Regions from separate parts of the Mus musculus genome. Here all the other regions are linked to region 2. Evidence: chromatin contacts called from ENCODE Hi-C or POLR2A ChIA-PET data. All regions are on one chromosome and are shown on one strand. Each heading gives the region's core, a stretch centred on a gene start or an enhancer-like site at or near the end of the contact. The rest is flanking DNA. Distances are from core to core; before and after follow the strand shown.

Region 1 (4,022 bases), core at 1,468-3,967, 45 kb after region 2:
AGGAGGAGGAGGAGGAGGAGGAGGAGGAGGAGGAGGAGGAGGAGGAGGAGGAGGAGGAGGAGGAGAAAGAAAGAGTGGAGGATATGTTCAGGAGCCAGGAGCCAGGTATGGTGACTGATGTGGGAGGGAGGGGTGTGCCACTGCAGGCCCATGCTGACACATCCCTTCCCCCTGAGGTACCAGCCATAGGACTACATAGTGTAGAACAGAGTTTATTTAGGGCATGGGAAGGGGAGTAAGGAAGGGAGTGGAAACAAAGGGGGAAGGGGAATGGAAACAGAGAGAGAGAGAGAGAGGGGAGGCCATTTAGGAACTCATGGAAAGAGGTTGGCCTTGAACTCAATACATAGCCAGATGACCTTTAACTTCTAATTTTCCTACTTGAACCCCTGAGTGTTGGATTGGGAGTCAGCACCACCACGCCCAGTTTTAGGCAATGCTGGGGGCAGGGGGAGGGGTATCTAACTCAGGGCTCTGTGCAGGTTAGACAAGGATTCTACCAGCTGAGCTACTTTCTGCCCCCTCCCCAACTCCAGCCACAATTTCTTTCTAACCCAGCCCTAGTCCCTTCCCTAGTCTGTGTCTTTAATCTGCAACAGGCCAGACAGTGCTGGGGACAAGCCAAGAGCCAGAGTGACCTGAAAATGCAGAACCTGGGTTCGAATCCTGACTCCGCCTAGAAAAACATAGCAACCTGGAACCAATTCCTCTCTGGTGTCAGATCCGGATAATTTCCAGCCCCATTGCCTGTCTGGGCCTCATCTCCGGTTGGCAGTCACAAAGCTGCAGTTACTTAACCTCACAGCACAGTTAGCCACACCTTTCCCATGAGGCAGCACTCCAGAGATACAGTTCCCCAGTCAGCCAGACCCACCTTGGTGTCCACAGAGACTCGAGTCCAGAGGAACTTGACACATGACAGCAGCCCCACAAACATCTCCTCCCGTTCCTCCAACCAACACATACAGTCAGTCTACAGTCATTGAGACTCAGAAAGGTTAAGTGAGTTGTCCAAAGTCACACAGCAAGTAAATGCCTTAATACTGGTTCTAGTTCTTCCATTTAGCTTTTTCTACTTGACCCAGAATGCCTAAGTATGGTGCAGTGGGGGCAAGGAAAGAGGGCTCACCAGATTGGAAGCCAGAACAGCAGGGTGACACAGGAGGAAAGGGCTGGGGAGTCACTGTGGGCACCAAGGTTAAAGAAGAACTAGTGGGGGCTGGAGATATGGCTCAGCGGATAAGAGCACTGACTGCTCTTCCAAAGGTCCTGAGTTCAAATCCCAGCAACCACATGGTGACTCACAACCATCCATAATGAGATCTGATGCCCTCTTCTGGTGTGTCTGAAGACAGCTACAGTGTACTCATATAATAAATAAATAAATCTTAAAAAAAACAAAACAAAAAAAACCTTTAAAAAAAAAAAAAAAAGAAGAACTAGTGAGGATTTCCTCCACCTTCATCCAGTGAGCCACAGGGGTGGTGAAAAGCTCGAAGGCTCTGAGCTAAGCATGTGTAGGTTAAAATTCCAACATTACCACTTCCCTAGGAAACTGGCTGGCAAATGATGATAATGGCCTATGGCCAAGTCTCAGAGTCCAATTCAGGGGAATGAGACTGGCCAGATCATCCCAGGAAAACTGCGAGGCTGCTGTTATTTACTATGCCCAATCATTAGCCCAGGGTCCTGAAAATCAGCCTCATCCTGAGGAGCCCTGGCCAGGAAACTCCATAGGTGCATGAATACATACACATGGAGCACACGCACGCATGCACATTCACACACACACACACACACACACACACACACACACACATACACATACATGCTCGCACACGCGCATACACACGTGTATCAGCAATATAAAAATGCAAAAAGAAATAAAATGGTGGGCATTGTGTCACAGGCCTTTAATCCCAGCATTTGGTGGGCAGAGGCAAGCAGATCTCTGAGTTTGGGGGCAAATCTGGCCTACAGGGTGTGCTCCAGGACAGCTGGGGCTACATAGGGGAACCCTGTCTCAAAGAAACAAGAGAAGAGGAGGAGGCAGAGGAGGAGGAGCCAACCAAACAGCTGTTAAACTCGAGGTTCAGCTTTGGGTTAGGAGGAGGGGAAAGGAGGAGGAGGAGGAGGAGGAGGAGGAGGAGGAGGAGGAGGAGGAGGAGAAAGGAGGAGGAGGAGGAGGAAGAGGAGGAGGAGGAAGAGGAGGAAAAGGAGGAGGTGGCTTGGAATGTCCCCCTCCCACATGGAGGCACTCATTTCCTGAAGTCACCATCTCCCTGCCAAAAGGAGAAGGGGCAAGGGGCTTACTATCACAAAGGGGGAAGGAACATTTGATTAATTAAACCACAGGATGCTGTTAAACTTGAGGTTCAGCTTGGGGTTAAGTCTATCCTGACTCATACATGACAGAAATTAATACAAAAAAAAATTACTTGTCAGACATTTATTTAATTCAAATGCAACTGGGCATCCTGTATCCACATTTATTTATTTATTTATTCATTCATTCTCTCATCCATTCATTTCTTGGTGCTGAGGAAGTAACCCAGGCCCTTGGCAATGTTAGACAAGCAAGCCCTCTGCCCCTGAGCTGAAGCCCCTGTCCCCACCCTGTATTCTATCTGGCAACCCTGAACACAATGAGAACTCATTCTTTCTGTAAGTTCCACACTCTCTGGCCATCTGTTTAGGCTGCCACAGTGCTATCTTTGAGACTGAGTCATTTATAAACCAAAGCTGGTTACCATCCTGGAGGTGGTAAGATGTGGCTGCAGGAGGTTCTGCATCTGATAAGGCCTTCTCTGCACACAGGGTTCCTCCACACACAGCAGAAGGGGTCAGGGGCTTGCCTGCCCCCTCAGACTCTCTGATAAGGCCTCCTCTGCACACAGGGTTCCTCCACACACAGCAGAAGGGGTCAGGGGCTCGCCTGCCCCCTCAGACTCTTGTATAGGGCATCAGTCCCAATGGTCACACACTGGGGAGTGAGTTTCATATATAACCTTGGAGGCCAAGGAAACCCAACACCAGTGTTCTCAAATACATATTTGTTTTTATGTGTATTTGTGAGTGCCTATGTGTGTGTCTGTGTTGTGTGTATGTGTGCCTAGTGTCCTCAGAGATCAGAAGGCCTGAAACAAGTGAGTTACAAGTGGTGTGAGCCACCATGGCGGGTGTGTGTGTGTGTGTGTGTGTGTGTGTGTGTGCTGGAAACAGAACCTGGGCCCTCTGTGAGAGCAGGCAGGACTCTTAACCACTGAGCAGCCTCTCCAGCCCCTCAAAGATATGGGAGGGGAGGGGTTGGGGGGGGTTGGGGATACAATGAAGGATGATGGAATGGTGTAAATGACAAGCTCACTGGTGTCAGAAAGGAGAGAGAGAGACTATGTCTGAAGAGGGACTGAGGCTGAGGTACAGAGGGGATGAAGGATGCTCTACTCTTTGTTTGGTTGGTTGGTTTTTGTTTGTTTTTTGTTAAAGGCGTGCACCACCACGCCCGGCAGGATGCTCTACTCTTGACCTCCCATTCAAACCTCCTGAATTTTGAACCATGGGAATGCAAATATTTACTTCATCCAGGCGATAGATAGATAGATAGATAGATAGATAGATAGATAGATAGATAGATAGATAGATAGATAGATAGATAGATAAAATAGCCAAGCAGCTTTATCCTGACCCGACTCCCCTCCCCCAACCTCTGCATTCTACAAATACCCCTGCGGGTTGTTTTGTTTTGTTTTGTTTTGTCTTATCCTTTTCAGAATTCCTGGAGGCCAACTCGACTCCTGACTCAGCCAGTCTGTAGCCACCCCATGATCTGCAGGGGTGCGGTGAGTCACAGCCACCCTAGCCTCCAGCTGTCTGCCATGTGCAGATCTCCCCTTTCCTGCTGGCCACAGACTACAGTCAAAAGAATCCCATCCCCACGTATTGGGTGTGCCAGGCTCTGGGCTGGGAGCAATGACAACAGCAGCCTCATTGTCTGAAAGGGAAGCTCACTATACCAAGGAGAC
Region 2 (4,167 bases), core at 1,203-3,702:
ACTACTCCCCAATTATCCACTAAATGACTCCCCACTTTCCTTCACCACGCGTTTGCCTCGGTTTGCCAAGCCTGAAATGTCTTCCTTCCTCATGGTGGTTTCCCTGCTTGCCCTGGACAGCAGTGGCCCCCTGAGCCTAGGAATTCCTTGAGTCCTTTGTCTGTGGCTAGTTTGGGACACAGCACAAGCTGTCTTTGTATCTTAGTCTACCACTCCACTCTTTAATGCCTTCAAATTTCCCCAGAACACAAGTCTCTTCAGGAGGCCAGCAGGCTCTCCCAGGGTAGCCCAATGCCTCACAGTACCTTTCTGGGGTTCCTGATATCTCCCCTTCACACTAGTCACTGGTTTGTCTCAGAGTGCCGGTGAGCAGGGGCCAGGTCTTACTCAATTCACACCCACCCCACCCCGCCCCCACACACACCACCTGGCAAAGTCCCTGGCAGAAGCCCGGTTAAATATTTGCTCAATTACACATCTATAGGCCCTTCCCCCCTACCCCCACCTATAACAACCTGGTATATAAATTGACTGATATTGAGTGATTGTCTACACGGGGCTTCAAGCAAATTGCCTCCTTAATAGAAAGGGAGGGAGGCCTCCAGGTGAAGTTATCAGCTTGGACTCTAGACAGTGGAGTCAGAAATGGCTACAATGTTTCTGTGAACAAGTTACCTTTTATTTATTTATTTATTTATTTATTTATTTATTTTTGCTGTTTCAAAAAGCTTTATTTTCACTTGGTCAAGGCTTAGGAGGGGCTCCGGGGCGGGTTACAGATCTGCCTAGTGGCTTGAGAGTTCTAGATGGAGGTCCTGAGATTGACTGGCTGGCATACAGCAGAGGAGGGAGTCCTTTGGGAGGCAGAAACCTCCTAAGTCGTGCTTGAGAGTGAGCCACTCTTAGAGATACTTGGGCCAGTCTGCGTTGGCTAAAAAATACGGAACTCAATGCATTTGCGTGTCATCCTTACGCAGAGGCCATGCTAATCTGTATCGTTCCAATTTTGGTATAGGTGCTGCTGTAGGAAGCACGCAAGTTACTTTGAAATCTTGCTAATCCAGAAAACCGCTCAGAGAACTGAGAACTCGATGGACCTCCCTGTAGCCCAGCCGAGGCAGCCTCCGGGTCTCCAAGACCTGGGACTTCCCAGGGACCTTTTCCCTAACACCGCTGGGTGGGGCCTTAGGCACCCGCCCGAGCCCACCCAGCCTTCAGTTTCACTACAGCCCGCAAGCAAGTCATAGAGGGTACTTGACTCAGTTTGCCTGGGAGAGATGGGGACCCGGAGGAGCGGGGTGCAGCTCCTGCCTTAGGCGTGGCTCCAGAACAGGATGAGGTGAAGACCCTAGTGCAAGGAAGTGGGGGATGTCTTCAAAACTCCGCCTCTCATCAAACATAAAAGATGCGGCTGCCCGGCCTGGTCTTAAAGTCAGGGCCAGCTCCCAGAGACTGGCCCGGGCGTGGCGTCCCAAGGTGCGGTGGAAATCAGGTGCACGCCTGCCCGGGCGACGGGGCAGCTGCCGGCAGACCCAGGCCTTCTGACCTCGGGCAATAGAAATCCAAGGTTGAATGAGGTCAGACGGGGGGGTTCTTTTCCTGCGCCCTGAGCCCCTCGGCAGCTGGGACCCCTTTTCCCACGCACTCTGAGTACCTCTCCCCGCCCCCTCCCGGCCCAAGGGCTGACGGACAAATGAGGAAGTCCGCAGCGGACGGCGGAAACCGTGCCGGGCGCAATGTCTGCGGCGGGACCGACCGATCCTGACTCAGGAGGACGCCCTGACAGCTGCCAAGCGGTCCTCGCCTGCCCGTTACCTCCCTTTGCCAAACTTACAAAGGAGCTGCTGCCCCGTGCCCACGAACGCATCCGGCCGGCTCGGCCGAGATCTCCGGGACTGCTGCGTCCCGGAAGGGGTTAAAAAGTTTGCCGGAGCTGGCCGTCGGGGAGGCGGGAGTGCAGAGGCGACAGGAGCAGGCCGAGCTCCCAGTGCCCCGACCGGGAAGGGCATCCTGTAGGGCCGGGGACTGCGTCCCCCGGTTCCCTAACCCCGAGGCCTCGCTGCCTATCACCCCTCGGGTGAGGATGCGGAGTCCGGTCGCACCCGACCGCGCTGAAACCCGCCACGCGGAGGCCGAGAACCACAGGGCCGTCCGCCCCAAAGGACTCGAGTCTTGTCGCCGCGCGCGCGCGCTCGGCAGCTCCGGGGCGGGACATACCGGCAAAGCTCGCTCACCTGAACCTGGGTCTGCCCGGGGAACAGGCGCTGGTTCTTCCGAGTGGACTTTCTCGAGCGCTCGGGCGGCGCGGCGGGGTGGGGCGAACGCGAGACTGGAAGCTGCAGCAGGTCAGGTTCTTGAGCCTTCCGTGCCCTGCCCAGGAACCGCGGTGATCTGCGCGCCTCACCGCACCCAGCTCTGGTGCGCGCCGCCCTCCCTGCCCCGCCCTTCCAAGAGGAGGGCGGGTCTACAGCTCGCCGCCGGCTCGTGGGTGGAGCTTCCAAGAGTCCCCGCCCTCTCCCCACACTGCCCAATCCAACAGGAGTCTGGCCTAAACTGACAGATTTTCGGCCTATAAACAGACAAGAGATGGAAGCCGGAGTGCTGAGATTCATCCTCCCCATCTGTCCCCACCTCCGCCCACCCCACCTTCCACCCGCGCTTCCTAGGCGGGAGCCACGCCTTGTTGGGCGGGTCCAATGGACAGCCAGGTTACAGGACCAGGATTGACGCGGATTTCATCCAATCAGAAGCAAGCGGCTCAGGCGCGCTGGGCTCCTGGTCCCGGCTCTGGTGTGCAGCTTGGGCCGCGCCGGGGCCGGAGGGAGCGTACTGGGGAGGTCTGAGGCTCTGACACTCCGCCCAGCGAACCGTGTTTTCCCTTCGTCCTGTCCTACCAGGAGAACAGATATTAAGTACCATATATGGGAAAAGTGGTATTTTACATAATTATGATGGCTGTGGGGGCGGTCATGGCTTCAACCCTGCATTCCGTGTGGGCGTCCTGAGTTCGATTTTGGAGCCTGCTCGCGGCTGTCCTCCAACCTCTGAACCTTTGCTCTGGCTAGTACCTCTGCCTGGAATGCAGTCTAAGCCACTCTTAACCTTTGAATAATTAACTCACACACATCTCAGATATTTGTCACTAAATTATTTTAAGGGTAGATTTCATTTGTTTTATTTTGGTTACTAACCACGAGAGGATTTTTTTTTTCATTTAAAAAAATGTACTTTGCCATTAATCTATCAGGAATTTGTCCACGCATTATTTTCTGCCCAAATTGTCCGTTTCCGAGTTGTGTCCATTGATCTATGTGGTCGATCCTGCAGCACGTCAATGCTTTCAAATGGCTTTATGAAGGCAAATTTCTCGTCATTGCTCTTAACTGTTGGAATGTTCTTGCTAACACAGTTAAAATGATCCTTCCATATAAACTTCAGGGAAAACTTACATTCTGAAGCCAAAAAGCAGCTAAAGAAAGAAAGAGATTTTGCAGCCCAGATGACCAGTGATTGCTACCCACATTACAGCAAAGACTGCTTCCCAGTTGATAAGAAAAATTTAAAAAATTTTTAAAAGGCTGAACCATCCAGGGGTTGTGGGTGGTATACCAGAACTCAAGAGGTCTGAGGTAGGAGGGGGAGTTCAAGACTAGCCTGAACTACACAGACAAGCAGTTCAAAGGTGTGAAATATATAAAGCCAATAATTACTTTTAAAACTAATCATCAAGAGACTGGAGATGTACGGGCAGTGGTGGCCCATGCCTTTAACCCCAGCACTCGGGAGGCAGAGGCAGGCAGATTTCTGAGTTCGGTCTGCAGAGTGAGTTCCAGGACAGCTAGAGCTACACAGAGAAACCCTGTCTCGGAAAAAAAAAAAAAAAAAAAAAAGCCCAGCATTGTTAGAGCCGGTGAGGAGGTGGAGCTCATCAGGTGCTGACAGGAATACGCATGCGCTTCTCCAACCACTTTGGGAAAGTGGCTCCACTAGGCCTGTAGCACACACCTGTGATTTCAGCGCTGCAGAGGGAGGCGCAGGAGGAGCTACTCTTGGCTACATAATGAGTTTAGGGCCAGTCCCCGCTAAGCACGCCTGTCCTTGGCTCTATTTACTAAAGCTTGATAGAGACCTCAAGAGTTCCACTCCGGGCTGGTGAGATGGCTCAGT
Region 3 (4,189 bases), core at 286-2,785, 44 kb before region 2:
CTTGAGGAGGGCTGACAAAGGCCTTGGTTGTGACACAAAGCTCCCTGAGAGCACCAGGCATAGCTCTGAGTCCTGTCTCAGGGAGGGGAGGGGCCTGAACTAGGAGTGAGCTTATCAACCTGCTTTTGACAGAATAAGAGCAGGGGTGAATGTGCTCAAACCCAGCACCACAAACAAAATCATCAGAGCAATAAACACCACCACTACACGCACGCGCACACACACGCACACGCGCACACACATGCACGCGCACACACACGCGGGTGCGCATGCACACACATACACACACCCACACGTACGCGCGCACACACACATACACACATGGGTACACTCGCACACGCACACTCGTGCACACACACATACACACACATGCGTACACTCACGCACGCACATGCACACACACACACACTCCCTCCCTCTCCCTCTCACAAACACTTACGTGCACAGGATGGACTGATCTTCCCGGTCTGCAACAAAGAGGACACCAGGTTACCTTGGATAAGAAGGAAAACACCTCTCCCTTCCCATCCCAAGAGTTGCCAAGATAAGGAACAAAAGACTTAAATGCTTCTCTGAAAGGACCCTCCCAGGCCTCCAACCTGGGCTGACTGTGGACAGCCTCAGATGAGGGACACCTACAATGGCAGAGCCCCAGGCAGCTGCCTGCCCCCAGCTCTGGCTGCACACCCCTGCCCTGCCCACTCCATCCCGTGAATATCAGGAAAAAATGTCCATGGCAGGCACCTGCAACACTGACCACATTTACGCAAGGAATACTGTTTAAGGGGCCAGAAATCAGAGCAGGCAGCATGGCAGGCCTAGCTTGCAATGGGACAGTCCCAGTGTGGGCCACTGCCTCGCAGAGTCTAAGACCAGAGATGGTGGCCTTCTCTGAGCCCCATGCACTTCTCTGTGTTGTGAGGCAGCACGTGTAAAGGGACACATGTGAATCCACATACATGGTGCTTGGCTCATGTAAGGCACGGTGATGACAGGACAGAGGGAGCCACGGAGGAATGGCAGCTTCCGGCATGCACCTGGGACAGCCTGCTCTCTGCACCAGTGGCGGGGACTTCCAACAGCCACCCTAGCTTCACAAATCCAGCAAGAAGAAATAGGAATGTTCTCCTTTGCATGGAGGGACAACCACAGTTCCCTGCACTCTGAAAGCTAAGCTAAGATGGTCAAGCTCCAGGAAATACGCCAACCTCAAACCGTACAGTTAATTAAAGCAGTTGGACCCAGCCCCCGGCAGTTTGGCAACATCAGAACCGCAGTGAGGTACCTGATGGTGACGCTTCACAGCACAGCATACACTGGCTATCCACCCTACTTCATGATTATTTTGATAAATATAACACACAAAACAAACCTGGTGCTGACCCTGTGAGTACAGTAAACTAGGAGGCCACTGTCATCTCGATGACAGAGCAGCCGTGACCCAAGGAGGAGATGAGGGAGCAGGAGAACCGGTCAGGGGCACTGGTGGCCACTGGCCATCATGCTGGCACTCCTGCTCTCTCACAGGCTCAGGACCCCATGTGACAAGGGTGAATGACTCATAGCTTTCTGTGTGCATGGCCTTGGGACATAGACTTAGTCGTCCAATGGCAGACTGACCGGGCAGATCACCCGCCCTCCTGTAGGTGAGCTTTCTAGCCGGCCCAATCTCAGCAGCACACAGTGCTGAGGACACACAGCCATCCCTATTCTATCAGGACTCATGCAGGAAGCAGGAACAGGAAGCCTTACTTCCCACACAGGCAGCAGCTGCCTCTGCCCCCAGCTGCAGCCTTCATTCTAATCTCCCAAGAAATAGCCACCAAGCCAGGCACTTGGGAGCCGCAGCAGAACCATTTGCTGTGGACTAAGGCCAGGCAGGGTGAACCATAAAGCTGACAAACCAAAACCAAAAAAAAAAACAAGAAAAAAGGAAACCATCTTGGAATGGGAGCCCCATCATCCCACTCACACCAATACCACCCCACCTCCCTGAGAACTACTCAGACAGAAGTCGAGAAGGGGGCACTCAACCTTCCTTCCCCTCACCCTGTCCCCCCACTCCCCAAAATGCATTCTTCAAGGCTGCCAGACAAGGACTGAGCCAGAGTGGAGCAGAGCCTGGGTGAGATGGCAGGAGGGGCTGGGGCCAGGCTAGAGGAGAGCTGGTTCCACCCCTTCTTCCCCAACAGCAGTGTGGCCCGCGAAGCTGAAGCAAGCATCTCTGTCATCCCAGGCCCTGCCCTCCCCCAGCAGCTCCCTGTGGTCGGCCCCAGCTGTGGCTGCAGGCGGGCATGTTTAGTCACCGCTCCGGAGCAGGCAAGAATGTACCTGCCTGTGCTGGCGAGGCACGAGCAGAAAGTGCCTGGTGCTACCATAAAAGGAAACATTCTCCATTCCTTTCAGAAGGCACTGTTTCCCAGGGCTGTCCAGGCCCAGGCCCTGGATGACTGGAATTCCTTTACGTGAGGAGGAGTCAGAGAATTATTCACTACTGAACAGGAAGCAGGGTAGCCAACCCACACGGACACACATGCACAAAAGCAGAGACATGTAGGCAGACGCACAGAGTGTGTGCCCTGGTGCACAAGAATATGTGCACAGACATCAAGCAGGAACTCAGTGCACAAAGCAGCACCTACACAGACTCCTGTGTGTAAATAGATCCACAGCATGCTATATACTTATGTACACACACATACAGGCCTGCATGTGCTCCAAAAGCTTAAAGCTCGGAGCCAGACTCATGAGACCTCTGCCTACCTAGGACCCTTAGCTCTGCCCCTTGACCTGACCTCTCCGCTGCCATTGCAGCCCAAACACAGGCTCGGAGGAATCCCAACCTGCTTCCTCAGACCCTGCTGAGCCACTGCTTTCAGAGATGCCCTACCAAGAGGCCTCCTCCTCCACCTGAGTAAGGCCCCCAACACTGAGCACGGAGAAGCCACCTGCTTAGAGTGACTCACACAGCCTCTAAAGCCTCAAGAGCCTTCCAACACTTTCTGGAAGTTGCAGTCTGACACCTGACCTCCTGGGTGGCCAAAGGACACCCTCAGCACTCAGGAAAGGCGGGTGACTCTTTCACAGCACTATGTTTGAAATCTGCTCCTGAGCTCAGGGCATCCCTTACAGATAAGGAAGTCCCAGCAAGTGGTAGGCCTAAGCCAGCTCATTCTGCTGCCTGCCATCCTATGTGTTCAGTTAGGGACATGGACACACACATGGGGACAAACACACACACATATACAAACACGCACATGCGTGCGCACCCAGCACTCAATAACCTTGCCTCACACTGTCATCTCTGTGGCTGAGTACACTCACAGGCCTCCGGAAGCCATTTATTTCTGCCCAAGTCCATACTTGGTCCTATGCGGTCTAACAGTTTATCTGAAATGCCCTTTTGTCTTTTTTCTACCCTGGGACCTGGAAGGTAACAGCCACCAGCATAACCTTATTCAGACACAGGCTCTGAACCACCAGGACCCCATCTCAGAGGATGTGGGCTGAGATAGGGCTGTGAGTCTCAGCCATGGTCTCTAGAACTCTCAACAGCCACAGCCTTTCCTCAGTCAGAATCTTGACAAAGCCCTGGAGCAGGGGACATTGGCTGGCAGAGAGCAGTTTGACTACTATTGGTCCATACACCCAGAGCAGTTAGAAAGGAAGTCATTAGCCCTGCCCTTGACCTCTGGAATGAGCAGGGTCTGTTCTGAAGACCTGTGGCAATAAATGCCTGAGGCCTACTCAGAACTCTTTCCTTAGCCACCCCCACACTACATCACCAAGCTCCTAGCAGAACCTTCCAGAACCGCAAAATAAATAAATAAATAAATAAATAAGGCTTGCATGAGTTAAACACTCAGCAGTCAAGCTCTTGCTGCCCCTGACTATATATATTTAAACCCAGAAGCCCCAAGGCTGGGTCCACAGAATGACATCAGAGCTGATGTGGCCACCCTGAGTGGACAGGTTTCTAGCCAACTCAGAAGACCACCTGAGGCCTGGGCAGGTGTTTCATCCCAGGCATTTGGAGTCCTACACACTGGGGGAGGGGAGCAGACACACTATGGCTCACTTCCTGTCAGAGGAGCAATGGCTGATTCTTGTCCATAAAAGGCTGTGAGGCTTGAGACTACTAGCACAGTGGTGACATCAGCCAGACAGGAAGTACAGGAGGAAGGGTGCA

What was found. Hi-C counts contacts between places; a loop is a spot of excess contacts on that map. ChIA-PET counts read pairs that join two places held with the same protein, here RNA polymerase II (POLR2A).
Region 1: a loop to region 2 is called in a map of left cerebral cortex, with 1.8 times the contacts of the local background. The contact joins the enhancer-like site here to the promoter of Myh9 in region 2. A Hi-C loop is called at or near these places in 4 of 37 maps with a recorded cell type or tissue (Patski, gastrocnemius, left cerebral cortex and 1 more). POLR2A ChIA-PET finds 5 or more read pairs at or near these places in 4 of 5 experiments (Patski and embryonic stem cell).
Region 3: a loop to region 2 is called in a map of heart, with 5 times the contacts of the local background. The contact joins the enhancer-like site here to the promoter of Myh9 in region 2. A Hi-C loop is called at or near these places in 21 of 37 maps with a recorded cell type or tissue (CH12.LX, T-helper 1 cell, T-helper 17 cell and 7 more). POLR2A ChIA-PET finds 5 or more read pairs at or near these places in 4 of 5 experiments (Patski and embryonic stem cell).

Annotation. Positions count from the first base shown.
Region 1 is chr15:77,884,555-77,888,576 of GRCm38, forward strand. No RefSeq gene overlaps it. Among named protein-coding and RNA genes, the nearest start is that of Txn2, 42 kb to the right of the region's middle. Within about 2 kb of position 2,718, at least 1 of the 3 ENCODE cell types and tissues checked has a DNase peak (open chromatin) inside an H3K27ac peak, as active enhancers do; it is left cerebral cortex, where a contact is called at or near this core.
Region 2 is chr15:77,839,723-77,843,889 of GRCm38, forward strand. It overlaps Myh9 (myosin, heavy polypeptide 9, non-muscle), which reads right to left and starts at 2,453. Exons shown (of 41, transcript NM_022410.3): 1 at 2,235-2,453. It also overlaps the pseudogene Gm22107.
Region 3 is chr15:77,796,562-77,800,750 of GRCm38, forward strand. Myh9 (myosin, heavy polypeptide 9, non-muscle) reads right to left here. Exons shown (of 41, transcript NM_022410.3): 4 at 440-467. Among named protein-coding and RNA genes, the nearest start is that of Apol8, 43 kb to the left of the region's middle. RefSeq lists an enhancer at 1,199-4,189. Within about 2 kb of position 1,536, at least 3 of the 3 ENCODE cell types and tissues checked have a DNase peak (open chromatin) inside an H3K27ac peak, as active enhancers do; they include gastrocnemius, heart and left cerebral cortex, where a contact is called at or near this core.